Regions from separate parts of the Homo sapiens genome. Here all the other regions are linked to region 1. A link is an interaction called in ENCODE POLR2A ChIA-PET data of the cell type or tissue named here. Cell type or tissue: MCF 10A. All regions are shown on one strand.

What was found. Peaks named below come from ENCODE experiments on the same cell type or tissue, not always from the same donor. Only the 100,000 strongest peaks of a DNase experiment are listed, where the experiment ranks them.
Region 2: POLR2A ChIA-PET joins it to region 1 with 6 read pairs; 2 of 35 experiments call an interaction of 5 or more read pairs at or near these places.
Region 3: POLR2A ChIA-PET joins it to region 1 with 6 read pairs; 1 of 35 experiments calls an interaction of 5 or more read pairs at or near these places.

The regions. Positions count from the first base shown.
Region 1 is chr3:69,292,408-69,297,407 of GRCh38, forward strand. All of the region lies in intron 4 of FRMD4B (FERM domain containing 4B), which reads right to left. Among named protein-coding and RNA genes, the nearest start is that of FRMD4B, 91 kb to the right of the region's middle. In MCF 10A, no CTCF peak of the experiment used is centred here; DNase peaks (open chromatin) are centred at 1,754 and 2,214.
Region 2 is chr3:69,104,970-69,109,969 of GRCh38, forward strand. ARL6IP5 (ARF like GTPase 6 interacting protein 5) reads left to right here. Exons shown (of 3, transcript NM_006407.4): 3 at 1-1,123. LMOD3 (leiomodin 3) reads right to left here. Exons shown (of 3, transcript NM_198271.5): 3 at 1,096-4,152. The coding sequence ends at 4,126. Among named protein-coding and RNA genes, the nearest start is that of LMOD3, 15 kb to the right of the region's middle. RefSeq lists an enhancer at 1-50. In MCF 10A, no CTCF peak of the experiment used is centred here; no DNase peak of the experiment used is centred here.
Region 3 is chr3:69,367,814-69,372,813 of GRCh38, forward strand. The region is part of intron 1 of FRMD4B (FERM domain containing 4B); the gene reads right to left. Among named protein-coding and RNA genes, the nearest start is that of FRMD4B, 16 kb to the right of the region's middle. In MCF 10A, no CTCF peak of the experiment used is centred here; DNase peaks (open chromatin) are centred at 2,538 and 2,858.

The DNA of each region.
Region 1 (5,000 bases):
GGTAGCTTGGCACCAAATCAATTTGTAGCGCATCCAACTTTGAACAGATACCTTTGTATTAGAAACTGGGTTCACCTTGTTTTTGGAGTCCAGGCCCCTGACTACATCCTAGTCCCAGTAAACAGGTCCCTATCTTATTTCCCACTACTTTCTGGCGACCAGCCCTGGTGCCTCCTGCCTAGGCATCAGATTACCAGCTTTCTGAATCCACAATTCCATCTCTCCCTCAAGGGGGCCATTGTAATGGCTTCATATTTATGGAGTGTATGAAAAATACATATGGGCTTTGGGGAAAATGGCTCTTCAGGCACACCTATCAACACAAACCATGAACTGAAAACAAAATCTAGGGCTTCTTAATGACATGAAATGGACTATCCCAGATTCATAAAGACCTTTTTTTCAGCCTTTTTTTTTTTTTTTTTGCAAAAGGATACTGTTTCCTTTTTGCATGCTTACTGTGAGCGATTTCACTAAGGTTTTCTTAAGTTGAAGCCCATGGTTAATTTTTCAGCTTCGGAAAGAACCCAGGCTTTTTGAATAGGCACACATTTTGGAGACAAACCTCGGCTTCACAAGTGTAATTTCTTGAGAAGAGAATTTGCTCAGGAAGGTTTTGTCACTGTTATTTGGGCTCCTCCCATTAGCATTTCTTTTTCCTTTCTTGGTTGGCTTAACCACTCATTAGTGATGACAGAACATTACACCACTGTGACATGACAAAGACGGCTGGAAGGGACACAGCCCTGCCAGCCAGATGGCAACACATGGATGTCAAAGAGCACAACACCCAGTTGTTTGGAAGTGGCTGTCCTTTGAAGAGTCGCTTAAATTTATGTGGCCAATATTTTCGTCTTGTGGTATTTATTTCTAGTGGTCACAAGTCAACACTAGGGAGTGGGAGAGACATTAGTTTGAATCCTAGCTCCAGTGCTGATCAGTCTTGAGGTCTTGGGGTAGCTGCTCCGCTCTCAGTGCCTCTTACCTCTCTTGCCTCACACACTGGAGAAATGAGAGGGTTTGAAATGTGCTTAACATAGCAGGTGGCATGTAGTTTAGCAGCCAATGAGTGGCGGTGACTATTAGAATATTATTATCTCTCTACCGATGTGACTGTAATAAAAGGCACTGACTTAGTTGGGAACATCTTTAAAGCTTTAACTGTAACAACCAGAATAAAAATTCCAAGTATCTGGCCAGGCGCGGCTCATGCCAGTAATCCCAACATTTTGGGAGGCCAAGGCAGGCAGATCACTTGAGGCCAGGAGTTCGAGACCAGCCTGGCCATCATGGTAAAAACTCATTTCTACTAAAAATACAAAAATTAGCTGGGTTTGGTGGCACATGCCTTTAGTCCTAGCTACTCAGGAGGCTGAGGCAGGAGAATCGCTTGAACCTGGGAGGAGGAGGTTGCAGTGAGTTGAGATCCTGCCACTGCACTCTAGCCTGGGTGACAGAGCTAGATTCTGCCTCAAAAAAAAAAAAAAAAAAAAAAAAAAAATCCAAGTATCTTTCCTAAGTTCTTTCTCTCAAAGAAACAAATGCTACAAAAATGTCTGTTTTAACATAAAATGAGAAAATAGTGTGAAACCAATGCTTTTCTAATCAGTTTCAACTTTTCTCCCTCAACTGAGCATGGTTTCTTTGTTTCCCAGGGCCTTTGCGAGGTCCCAGTGGTATCTTCAAAGAAGGTGAATTGGGCAAGAACTGCTCAATTATTTTGCATTCTGAACAATGCTGAGTTTGTGACTGGCGTCCAGTGAGGGCTAAATCAAAACACCTCATTCTGGGTTTCTTTTAGTCACCATGAGTAATTTTAGGCATTTAACTGCAGCCACACGCCTAGGTAGATTTCTATCAGATCCTCATCCACATTCTGAGCGGGGAGATCTCTGTTTATTGCTTGTAATGACCCTGCAAGGTAGTCATATCTCACTTTATAATGCTGAAGGCTGAAGTGTAATTTAAGTGTATTTCACTTTCTCCAAACACATCACTTTCTGCAAGATATTATGCAGTGCTTATGGGAGTCCAATATGTTCCCTTTCATCTGTGGGAGGGGAACAGTCTTGGAGAATTCCCAGGGGAAGCACTGTTTGCTTCTACAATGTGCTTCTCTGCCAGGAATGCTCTTCCTCATTTCTGAATTTCCAGACATGGCTAGAACCAGAGAGGGCCTCCTGGTAAGCCTGTAGAAACCTGCCCTCTTGCTCCTTTCCCACAGCATGACTCTTTCTGAGTTATCTAGAAGAGCTGGAGGCCCAAAAGAGTCAGGGCCTTGCTGTGACCTGCCAGGAAGGGGAGAGAGTCTTCTCCCCTAGGCAACCTGAAGTGTCAGGGGCATGTGAATTCCAAGTGCTTGCCTCTCCTCTGCTTTAAAACAGCCTGCTCTAGTCCTCCACAGGAAAGCAGGGACAGATGCTTTGAGAGGGAGTGGGGAGGGGAGGCAGCGGAGAAAAGTGGGGAAGTAACATCTGGGCACGGTGAATAATGAAGATAAATGATAAGATCTTTCACCCAGTGCAAAGGGGAATGGGTCAGACCCAAGCCAGACAATCCCAAATCTTTCATATTCAAAGGCTGTGACAGAAACTTGATAGAATGTTTCGCCCACTGAACATGTGGTTGAGGCAGCCTGTTATTTAGGACATACAAAATAGTTAACATTTATATAGGGTCTACATTAGCTGTTAGCACTTGTAATCCTCCAACAACCCCCAAAGTAGGTGGGGGCTACCACCAGCTTCATTTCATAGGTGATGAAACAGGCCCAAGAGGGTGCCAGAAGCTACATAGTGAGTAAGTGGAAGAGCTGGAATATGAACCTAAGAATGATGCTAAAGCTCTGTTCTCAATGTTTGGGTGGGGGTGTTTACCAATGCTGAAGACATTATTTGACTGTCAGCACTTGGGGAGTGTTATTGTTTATTTTGAGACAGGGTCTTGCTCTGCTGCCCGGGCTAGAGTGCAGTGGCCTGATCACCGCTCACTGCAGCCTCAATGTCCTGGGCTGAAGCAATCCTCCTGCCTCAGCCTCCTGAGTAGCTGTGACTGCAGGCACGCACTACCATGCAAGGCTAATTATTGTATTTTTTGTAGAGACAGAGTTTCGCCATGATGCCCAGGCTGGACTTGAACTGGACTCAAGTGCTCCACCTGCCTTGGCCTCCCCAAGTGCTGGGATTACAGGTGTGAGCCACGGTGGCTGGCCTGGGAGCATCATTGACGTCAGTAAGTGGAGACCAGGGATGCTGCTAAAGATCCTACAGCACAGCTTAGCTCCCTACTACAAAGAATGGCCTGGTCCTCAGTGTCAATAGTGCTGCTGCAGTGAAACCTTGCACTGAAAACTGAGCTTCTAATTTCCGTGTTCTCTAGCTTCTTTCCCCCTTCACAATATGGTTTCTTTCTTTCTTTTTTTCTTTTGGAGACAGGGTCTTGCTCTGTTGCCCAGGCTGCAGTGCAATGGCGTGATCTTGGCTCACTACAACCTCTGCCTCCCAGATTCAAGTGATTCTCCTGCCTCAGCCTCCCGCGTAGCTGGGACTACAGGTGTGCACCACCACACCTGGCTAATTTTTGTACTTTTAGTAGAGATGGGGTTTTGTCATGTTGGCCAGGCTGTTCTCGAACTCCTGACCTTGTGATCCACCCATCTTGGCCTCCCAAAGTGCTGAGATTACAAGCATGAGTCACTGCTCGTGAGTGGCACCCAGCCCCACAATACGATTTCTTTACTTTTGATGTTGCCTCTTCATTGTCCTGAGACACACACACACAGACAGACAAACGCACACATCCTTTAAGCATTCATGGCCCATCTGTTTTTTAAAACTGTGGAAACACAGGCACACCCACCAAAAGACAGGACTGAAAGGTTTGCAAGGGGAGTGAGCAGATTTCTAAAAATAATTTCTGATACTTGCCCAGGGAATACACCGAGAAATAGAATCCTGTAAGAAACTAATATCATGATCGAGCATGTGCTTCTGAGGATTCCGTGTCTTTCTTGAGCTCTTGTGTGAATTAGGATGTTGGATCCTCAAAGAGGAAGGCCATTAAACGCCTGCCTGGAAGTTCAGAATAGGCTGGGCCAGTTAGGGGTCATGGGTGATACTGAGGCAACTGGCCTTTGTATTACCCATGGTCTGGGGTATTGTGCATTCAGATGCGAGTGTGACAGATGGGCAAAGACCTCTGGCTAACTTGCACACCTCCCTCAAGTAACCTCAGCTCAGCCTAAGTAGGAGAATCAGTTGTTTCTCAGGGCCTTTAAATCACATTCCTCCATGAAAAGATGAATTTCCAGTCCTCTCATTATTGTAAATCACCTACCATCTGATGGCTTTAAACAAATGCATGGTTATCTGGTCACAAACATTTTATCCTTTCTTCCTCTTATCGCTTTTCACAACTGCATTAAAAAAATTTGCTCAAGTAATATGTTCATTGTAAGAAAAAATACAGATGACCAAAAAAGAAGAAAATGAAAATCATCCCTACAATCATTCTACCTAGAGATTAACTGTTGTTAACATTTTAAACTTAGTTTCCATCTGTACAGACGTTTTTGTAAAATATTTTACAAAGAGTGTTATCATATTGCATGGACTTTTTGTGGTCTACTTCTTTCACCTAGAATATATTGGGAGCATCTTTCTATATCAATAAGTCTCACCCTTTACTACAGTCTGTCTTTATGTGTCACGTGTATTTGGCTCTCTTTAAAAAAATTCTGGTGGAATGACGAGGACTCACGGGTTGTAGTCATGATGCTTCCTCGAGTTAAGCTCTTTCTAAAGATCTAATGTTCCAAAGACCAGGCCAGGAGCGATGAGAAGGCAGTCAGCAGTCTTGACTTCAAGGGCTCCATGTTTGCAGCAATTTTCACCCAGAGGTAGCAGTCTGCCTCCGGGTTTCCTACTACAGTAGGAAAGTGAGTTCTTCTCAGCCCTGAGTGTGGCAGACAATGCTTTAGGGTACCACTGAGTGGACACATG
Region 2 (5,000 bases), 190 kb before region 1:
GAAAAAAAAAATCATTGTAAAGTATCAAGACAATACGAGTAAATGAAAAGGCTGTTAAAGTAGATGACATCATGTGTTAGCCTGTTCCTAATCCCCTAGAATTGTAATGTGTGGGATATAAATTAGTTTTTATTATTCTCTTAAAAATCAAAGATGATCTCTATCACTTTGCCACCTGTTTGATGTGCAGTGGAAACTGGTTAAGCCAGTTGTTCATACTTCCTTTACAAATATAAAGATAGCTGTTTAGGATATTTTGTTACATTTTTGTAAATTTTTGAAATGCTAGTAATGTGTTTTCACCAGCAAGTATTTGTTGCAAACTTAATGTCATTTTCCTTAAGATGGTTACAGCTATGTAACCTGTATTATTCTGGACGGACTTATTAAAATACAAACAGACAAAAAATAAAACAAAACTTGAGTTCTATTTACCTTGCACATTTTTTGTTGTTACAGTGAAAAAAATGGTCCAAGAAAATGTTTGCCATTTTTGCATTGTTTCGTTTTTAACTGGAACATTTAGAAAGAAGGAAATGAATGTGCATTTTATTAATTCCTTAGGGGCACAAGGAGGACAATAATAGCTGATCTTTTGAAATTTGAAAAACGTCTTTAGATGACCAAGCAAAAAGACTTTAAAAAATGGTAATGAAAATGGAATGCAGCTACTGCAGCTAATAAAAAATTTTAGATAGCAATTGTTACAACCATATGCCTTTATAGCTAGACATTAGAATTATGATAGCATGAGTTTATACATTCTATTATTTTTCCTCCCTTTCTCATGTTTTTATAAATAGGTAATAAAAAATGTTTTGCCTGCCAATTGAATGATTTCGTAGCTGAAGTAGAAACATTTAGGTTTCTGTAGCATTAAATTGTGAAGACAACTGGAGTGGTACTTACTGAAGAAACTCTCTGTATGTCCTAGAATAAGAAGCAATGATGTGCTGCTTCTGATTTTTCTTGCATTTTAAATTCTCAGCCAACCTACAGCCATGATCTTTAGCACAGTGATATCACCATGACTTCACAGACATGGTCTAGAATCTGTACCCTTACCCACATATGAAGAATAAAATTGATTAAAGGTTTTTTTGGTGAGACTTTATTTAATGCACATCTGTCTTAAATACCTGAGAAACTTGGCGACGACCCTATAAACAGTGAAGCAAACACTTCAGCTGTTTCAAATACTGTTTAGTAAAGCTTGAATACTTTATTAACTTGCAGCCAGAATAAAACAATTCCAGTGGGATCCTATTTTTAAACCTGGCACGAGTTTTATATACATGTTAGCCCAGTTTTATATACATGTTAGCCCATTCCATTTTCTACAAGGTGAATTCTGCCGATAAAATCCAATAAATTTGGAGAAACTAATAAAAAAAAAGATACCTGTAATTACTAATGGCCAGTAGTCAATTCTGGAAGGGTAATAACAGAAAAATGTAACATATAAATGTTGTAAATTATGATTACATTTAAAAACAAGCTAAAATCTGCAACTAAGATCTTTAGGGTTGGGTGGTAGAAAAAGCATAATGTGAACTGCTTCACCTCTTTTGGCAAAACCTGTGTATTGAGGCCATAAGCTATGAAATTGGATCATCTTTTCTTCTTGTATATCTAAGATAAAAACCCTCTTACTGTGCATTTTGAAATTCCTGACTTTAATAATACTGTGGCTATACAAACAAATGCATAGGGGCTTTCTAGAATTTTTTTTTTTTTTTTGAGATGAGGTTTCGCTCTTGTTGCCCAGGCTGGAGTGCAATGGTGCAATCTCAGCTCACTGCAACCTCCACCTCCCATGTTCAGGTGATTCTCCTGCCTCCCAAGTAGCTGGGATTACAGGCATGAGCTACCATGCCTGGCTAATTTTGTATTTTTTTTTTTTTTTTTTTTTTTTTTTAGTAGAAATGGGGTTTCACCATGTTGGTCAGGCTGGTCTTGAACTCCTGACCTCATGTGATTCACCCACCTCGGCCGCCTACAGTGCTGGGATTACAGGCATGAGCCACCGCACCGGCCTAGAATTTCAACTACTAATTTACATTAAGCTTTTAATTATGTTTAAAGTGCTTTTCCTATCAGAGTTTAGCCTCTTAGATGTAGTATGTGCTAGACACTTGAAGTTTTGTTTGTTACAGCCCTTTCTTAGCTATCCTGCTTTGTATGCAAGGATGTTTTCTAGAAATATTGAAGGGTGAGAAAACAAAACTATCAGCCATTGAAAACTATATTTAAATTTGGATACTTTTGTACATACTAAATTATCTTAAAAAAATAGAAACGCCATATTTCTTTCCCATGGCTTGTCTTTCCAAATAATGTGTTGTTTTTAAGTCTGTCACAATTAGACCTATTCTCCCCTAGCCTGTTTGGTTTGATACATGCCACTTATGATAACATAAAAGGAGAAAGAAGGCAGGTGCCAATTATTTACTCAGGTAAAGAAGAGAGAAAAGGCACCAAAGGTTTTTTTTTTTTTTTTTTTTTTTTTTTTTTTTTTTTTTTTTGAGATGGAGTATCACTCTGTCACCCAGGCTGGAGTACAGTGACGTGATCTTGTCTCACTGCAACCTCTGCCTCCCCAGTTCAAGCAATTCTCCTGCCTCAGCCTCCCGAGTAGCTGGGATTACAGGTGCCTGCCATCATGCCCAGCTAATTTTTGTATTTTTAATAGAGACGGGGTTTCACCATGTTGGCCAGGCTGGTCTCGAACTCCTGACCTCTGGAGATCCTCCCTCCCTGGCCTCCCATAGTGCTGGGATTACAGGCATGAGCCACCGCACCTGGCCCAAAGCTTGATTTTCTAATTTCTAGGGTTCACACTACTTCTATTATTACAAAAATCTCAAATTCTATGCACCTAGTGGCTAGAATGAATAATTAAGGCCTCTAGGAACTTGGAAGAAGGACAGATTGGAGTTGTCTGGAAAATTTTTTATGGAGGACACAGGATCTGACCCGGGAGTTGAAGACTGGGTAGGACGTTCATTAATGGAGAACAGGAGGGAAGTCTCTTGGAAGGATTAATGCGAGCAAAGGCACAAGGGTGTGCACAAGGATGTTTCATCGAGTAGAGTATAAAGGATTTGTGGGAAATAAGACAGGATTAGTAAATTGGGGCCAGGCAATGGAGTGCCTTAAAGAATAGGATAAGTAGTTCAAGTTTAATCCTTCCTGTAAGCAAGTTTCCTTTAAAATATGTTTGAGAGTGATAAAATCAAATTAGACTTACAGAGTAAACACATATGAGCGTGTGTGTGTGTGTGTGTATTTAGCCAAAACCAAAAGCTTGTCAATAACTATATTATGTAAAACTTCTTTTCTATAAAAACAGCATGCTGTCTCCCATTGTCCCTCTATATATGAAAACTTGCTGCCAGGAAGTTTTCATATATGCAGGGTTTACTTTCCCATTACTTTTCCTAGTGACACTTAGTTTTCACCATGTTCTGTGGCTTACGTGTTCTGCCCCTCACAGGTACCCCTATAGAAAGAATACTCCAAAACACCAAGGGAGTCACCAAGAGAGAAAGCCAGGCAGGGTGGGAAACTGAAAATCTCCACTGATTCTGCAGAGAAGCTCTAAGGAACAATCCTTCCATTTCAAAGCATCAGAAGGGCCAGGAGCTCAATTCATCCTTCACATTTCCATAGGATGAAACATTATTTGTTCCCTTTAAGATACTATGTGATGAATTACCGCAGAAGAGATGGAAGGAGAAAAAAATGGGAATACAATAGTTAACACTTCTGTTATATTTATTATTTACCAGAAGAAAACAATAATAAAGCAAATGTTTAAAAAATTTTCTTTAACTTCTGCTTCGGGAAATATGACTCTAAATTTCACCTGAGTCACTCAAATTGATTGCAAGTAGAAAATATTGCCTCTAAATATTATATTTTATCTCCTTCCACCTTCCTCTTCAGCCCCTACTTCTTCATGGCCCAAACATTCTGCCTTTTACAAATACCCTTATCAGATGGTAGCATTGTTTCCAGTTCTGCCACGTGGATCCTAAAGTATTGCTGCTGACATAGTCTCCATGCTGTAATCCAAGAGTCACTATTTCCATTTCTTGTTCTTCTAGATGGCTCTGTTGCCTCTTACGCCAGTTCTTTTGGCAGTTGCACCTGCGATTTAAGCATTTGAGGAAACGGGGGAAATTAATCCTGGAAATTTAAGAGCTTTGCAGCAAAATTTACAAAATTTACATGCCTTAAAAGATACAGAATAGGTTTGAAATTCTGGCCAAAGCACCTCCAAAATCAAGATAAAACAACAATCATAACCACAGCCACCATTTATTAGACATTTACTAATGCCAGGGACTGTTCCAAGAGCTTTGAGCACATGGCAAAGTAACATCATGGAAATAAGAGGGCGGGTGCCTAAGTTGGCCTGGGTTCAAAGACTGGCACTAGCATGTAGTAGTTATGTGGTGTTGGGCATCAGTTTTCTCAGCTGTAAAATGATAATAACAGTATCTAATTCACAAGGCTATTATACAAGTGAGTAATCCATGTTAACACTTTTTTTTTTTTTTTTTTTTTTTTTGAGATGGAGTCTCAGTCTATCTTCCAGGCTGGAGTGCAGTGACACCATCTTGGCTCACTGCAACCTCCAACTCCCGGGTTCAAGCGATTCTCCTGCCTCAGCCTCCCAAGTAGCTTGGATTACAGGCATGTGCCACCAATGCCCAGCTAATTTTTGTATTTTTAGTAGAGACAGGGTTTCACCATGTTGGCCTGGCTGGTCTCAAACTCCTGGCCTCAAGTGATTCACTTGCTTCGGACTCTCAAAGTGCTGAGATTACAGGCATGAGCACCCGGCCTAACACTTATTTTTAAAACAGTATCTCATTACATCCTACAAAAGCCTTGTAGGGAGAGAAATGGCTCAGAGAAGACAATAACTTGCCTAAGATCATACAGCTAGGAAGTGGCAGAGCAGGATTTGAACCAGGTCTGCCTGATTTCAG
Region 3 (5,000 bases), 75 kb after region 1:
TCCTGAAATGGAAATGCTTGGTCATAGAGAACAAATATCTTACATTTTGACTGGAAACAACTAGACTGTGCTATAAAAAGGTTGCAACAATTTATCAGATCAATCATAATTTAATGCTTCTGCTTTAAAATATCCATTTCCTCTCATTCTTATTTTAGGTAATTTCACCTATATGACATATATCAGTATGTAAAACATGTTATAGTCCCATTTCTGGGATGCTTTTCCTTCTCTCTTTTTTTATTTTACCTCTTTTCGTGGCCAAGGCCTTTTTCTAAACTATAATTTATTGAGTTCTTTTCATGTTCTAGGCATCTGTTTAAGCAGTCACATGGCACTCTCCCATTTAAACCCGACAACATCACGAGATATCATGTTCCCATTTTACAGATGAGGAAACTGAGGCTCAAATGGGTTGAGAAACATGCTCTGAGTTACCCAGCCAGTAAAGGACGTGGGCCAGCATTGGAACTCATACCACCTGACTCCAATATCCTTAGCTCCCACAGGATATGTGCAAATCACACAAAGGAAACAGATAAAGCTGTTCATCCCATTACAACATCTATTAGAACAGACTGATGACATTAGACAGCAGTAAATAATGAATGCAGCTGCTGTGGCTGAGGAAGGCACTGTGGTTTCCCAGGCCACATCCTCTGTCTTTTTTCTCACAGATCCCTCAAGCCTGTGCCTACCCCCCTTGTCGTTCTTGGACAGGTGCTTTGCATACTTCTTGAACAAATGCAATTGCCACATTTTGAGTATGTCTCACTCTTCTGCCTTACACTTGATACTCAGTCCTCCCCAGTGAAGTAGCCCATGGCATACTCCCACTTCACAGACAAGCCAGGCAAGCCAATAATGTGGGAGCTTCAGCACATAACTCTCTGGAGTGCAGTGGTGCAATCACGGCTCACTGCAACCTCAACCTCCTGGGCTCAAGCAATCCTCCTGCCTCAGCCTCTTGAGTAGCTGGGACTACAGGTACACACCACCATATCTGGCTAATTTTTTGGGTATTTTTTGTAGAGATGAGGTTTGACCATGTTGCCCAGGCTGGTCTTGAACTCTTGGGCTCAAGCAATTCTCTCACCTCGGCCTCCCAAAGTGCCGGGATTAAAGGCATGAGCCACAGGGCCCAGCTTGTTTTCTTCTTTTTAATCAAAGGAAACAGATGAAGTTGTTTATCAAATTTTCATTTGCTAAACTTCATCAAAATTAATAGTAATTTTCTAAAGAATACACCTATTATGGAGTCTAACCATATTATTTGCACTGATGATTTCAGAGTCATACTATAAGTTTAAAAGTAATGCTGAAGGTTGGTGGAAAAAAAGCGAAAGCTATCTTTAGTGAATATGTTGGCTCATGGTTTTACTTTCTGGAAAAACTTCAGATACACAGTCCTATCTATACATAAATACATACATGTATTTGTACATTTTTCATATGTCATACATTAAGTATGCACACATATTTATTTCTTCATAGATTTAAGCATGACCTATTTAGCTCAGAGAAAAAACAAAGAAAAGGCCAGGAGAAAAGAAAAAAGGGTAGAAAGAACATAATTAAATTTGATTTACTTAAAACACAATGCACAGATAAAAGTGTGGTGAATTTTTGTAACCTAATTTAGTATATAAGCCTGAAAAAATTAAACTGATGCAACTGTGTGCTGAATAAAGGAGACTGTTCAGATTCTGGCACTAACATCTCAAGAAAAAAAAGATTTTTGAAACTCAGAGTTGGTTTCTGAAGTTTATTGAAGGAAAAACACATTCACTAAAAAATAAAAAAATCTCATTCCCAAAAAGAATTTGAGAGCAAAATCTTATGAGCTCGGCTGGAACTATATCTGGCATCAATACCTAGAAAGTTCAAAATATAAAAATCCTAAGGAAGAAATAGCTTCATAAATTTAAGTATGATTTGACAGTTAAGATTCTTTGTATCCTGACCAAAATTGTTTCTAACTTAAACACTGAATTCATTTAAAAATTGGTAGTAGCCTATTTATTAAAAGAAAAGGTACTTTCTCCTGAGAAACATTTGGGAAATACCTGGTATGACTTTTTTCTTTAGCAATGATGATGGCAGATTCCGTCATTATTTGATGGTGCTAATTAGACATAATAAGCAGCTCTTGTAACTTAAAGAGTCAAATTCTCTCTATATTGTCTGTGCTTGCAGAATTTTGAAAAGCTTGAACACAGCCAAAGAGTTGGGGAAAGCAAGCTTTTAATTAAACACTAATAAAGGCCAGAAATAAATTTTGCTTTTGCTTTTGTTCCTGTTTTTTTTTTTTTCTTTTGCTCCTAAGAATCCAGGAAAATCCAATCAGAAGGGCCGTTCATCCTTTAACTCCAGTGGATGGGAAAGACCTGAGACAGGGTCAGAATGATTAAAAAACGTACATAGAAATGCCAAAAAAAAGAGAGCAAACGGTCTGAAATGTCTGTCAGGAAAAACAGGGCACCTTCCAGAGCCCAACCACAGGGCCGGGTGCAGGAAATAGCGATCGCTTGACACTCAGGGCTGACAAGAACTGCAGAAGCTGCCAAGGTCCCCGCCCTGGGCTGGGCACGGGTGGGTACTTGCAGCTGGCAGTACACACAAGCTGGTGTCCTTGAGGGAGCCCACTGGCACCAGGGTTAGAGGAAATAAGCTACTCTGCTATCTAAAGCAATGCTTTTCTGATGAAATGGTCGTTAGAGAAGCCAAACGAATGTATTCTCAATCAGCTTACACTGGCGTGGGCTATTTTCAATAATGAAAAAGAATAAACCCACACATACAAATGTATTTCAACATACATGGCTTTTTCCCCACATGAGGTTTCTAAAGCTTCACGGAATGCAAACGTTGCCTTCGGGCAGAGTTCTGCTAATGCTGCTTTCTCCTCCTCCAAATGCTTGGTGTCTTCTCATATCATGTGCTGCCTCTACCCTTGCCCGGGTCCCCATCGTCTCTCAGCTGGAGATCTGAAATGGCCTCCTGACCGCTCTTATGCCTTTTAAGTCATTCTCCCTAGAGTGGCTGGAGCAGGCTTCTTAAAGTGTAAAGTAGATTCATTTGTTCATTTAATCAACAAGTATTTCTGAAGCACATTTTTGGTTCCAGGTGCTGTTCCAGGCACTGAGGATTCTAACAGTGAAGTCCCCTGCATGCCTTCAGCTATGAATAACGTTCTGGCAGGGGAAATGAGCATATGAACAAATATATTCATAGAGTCAGGTGGTGTGGTGAAAAGGATTACAGTGAAAAATAAAGCAGGCTAAGACATGGTTGGGAGTCACCTCCCTGGTTGGGGTGACATTTGAAGAGACCTACAGGAAGTGATGGGGTAAGCATCATGTAGACTTCTCAGGAATGAGATTCCAGGCAGACAACATTCTGTGGGCTACAACTCTGAGGCTGGAATGTGCTTGGCAGGTTTGAGGGACAGCAAGGAGGCCAGGGTTGCTGGAGAAGCGTTAAAGAGGGGAAGGGTGCTGGGAGTTAAGACCAGAGTTTGGGTGTGTTTGCTGGAACTGAGGCAGGAGTTGGGAGGAGCCTAGGTAGAAGGAATACTGATCACACAGACACACAGGGGCCTTGTAGAGATAGTAAGGCCAGGTTGTTTCTCAGAGTTGGGAAGTCATTGAAGGGATCTGAACAGAAAAATGACACGATCTGACTTACTTTGAACAAAATCGCACTGGAGGTGGGGTTGAGAAAACACTGCAGGGGCGGTTGGCATTTGCAGAGAGACCAGTTAGGAAGCTATTGCAACAAACCAGCTAAGAAATGAGGGTGGCTTGGCCCCAGGATCATGGTGATGAAGATGATAAGTGGATATATAGTTTGAAGGTAGAGCCAAAGGGATTTGCTGATGGGTTAGAAGTAGAATGTAAGTGTTGAAAACTAGCCAAGGTTTTCACTTCAGCACCCGGAAGAATGGAGTTGCCATTTACTGACAAATAGCTGACTACAAAGTACGCTCTGAGAGGGCAGAGCTTCTTGTTGGTTTCTTGCTGTATCTCCACTGCCTCGACCAGGCCTAGAATGTAATAGGCCCTCAGTATATATTTGTTGAAATGAATGCACAAGTTATTTCCACATTTGAAACATCTTCAATGGCTTCCCACCACACTTACTGCAAACTCTAGAACACCAGGGCACCGTGTGATCTAATCTCTGCTGCCTTGCCAAACCCACCTCTCATGACCTTAACATTTCTTGCAACACTTTGGCCACTCCACTGTGCTCTCCATTCCTACAACATCCTAAGGTCTTTCCTGCCTCAGTGTCTTTGCGTCTGCCATTAACTCCACTTGGAATGCTGTTCTCCTTGGTCTGCACGTGCCAAGCTCCTTCTCATCCTTTGAGTCTTGACATTAATAAAACCTCGGAAAGAAGCCTTTTGTCACATTTCTCCCTTGCCAGCTTCATCCCCAGTGGACTCTGAGCTCCACAAGGGCAGGGCCTACCTCTGTCTGTTATGCTGTTGTATCCCAAGTGCCCAGAAAAGTGCCTGGAAGGTAATAAATATTGCTCAATAAAAAGTGCTTTAATAAACAATGAGGCTGGGTGTGATGGCTCATGCCTGTAATCCCAACACTTTGGGAGGCTGAAGTGGGCGGATCACCCGAGGTTAGGAGATCGAGACCAGCCTGGCCAACATGGAGAAAGCCCGTCTCTGCTAAAAATACAAAAATTAGCTGGGCGTGGTGGCACGCACCTGTAATCCCAGCTACTTGGGAGGCTGAGGCAGGAGAATCACCGGAACCTGGGAGGTGGAGGTTGCAGTGAGCTGAGATCATGCCACTGCTCTCCAGCCTGGGTAACAGAGCAGGACTCCGTCTCAAAAACAAATAAATAAATAAACAAACAAACAATAAATGATGATATCTGATAGAATGGTAGTTTAAATGATGATATCCAGTGTGTATTATGGTCCACTCTTTTTAAGCATTATATATGTGTGTATATGTGTGTACATACCTACATGTATA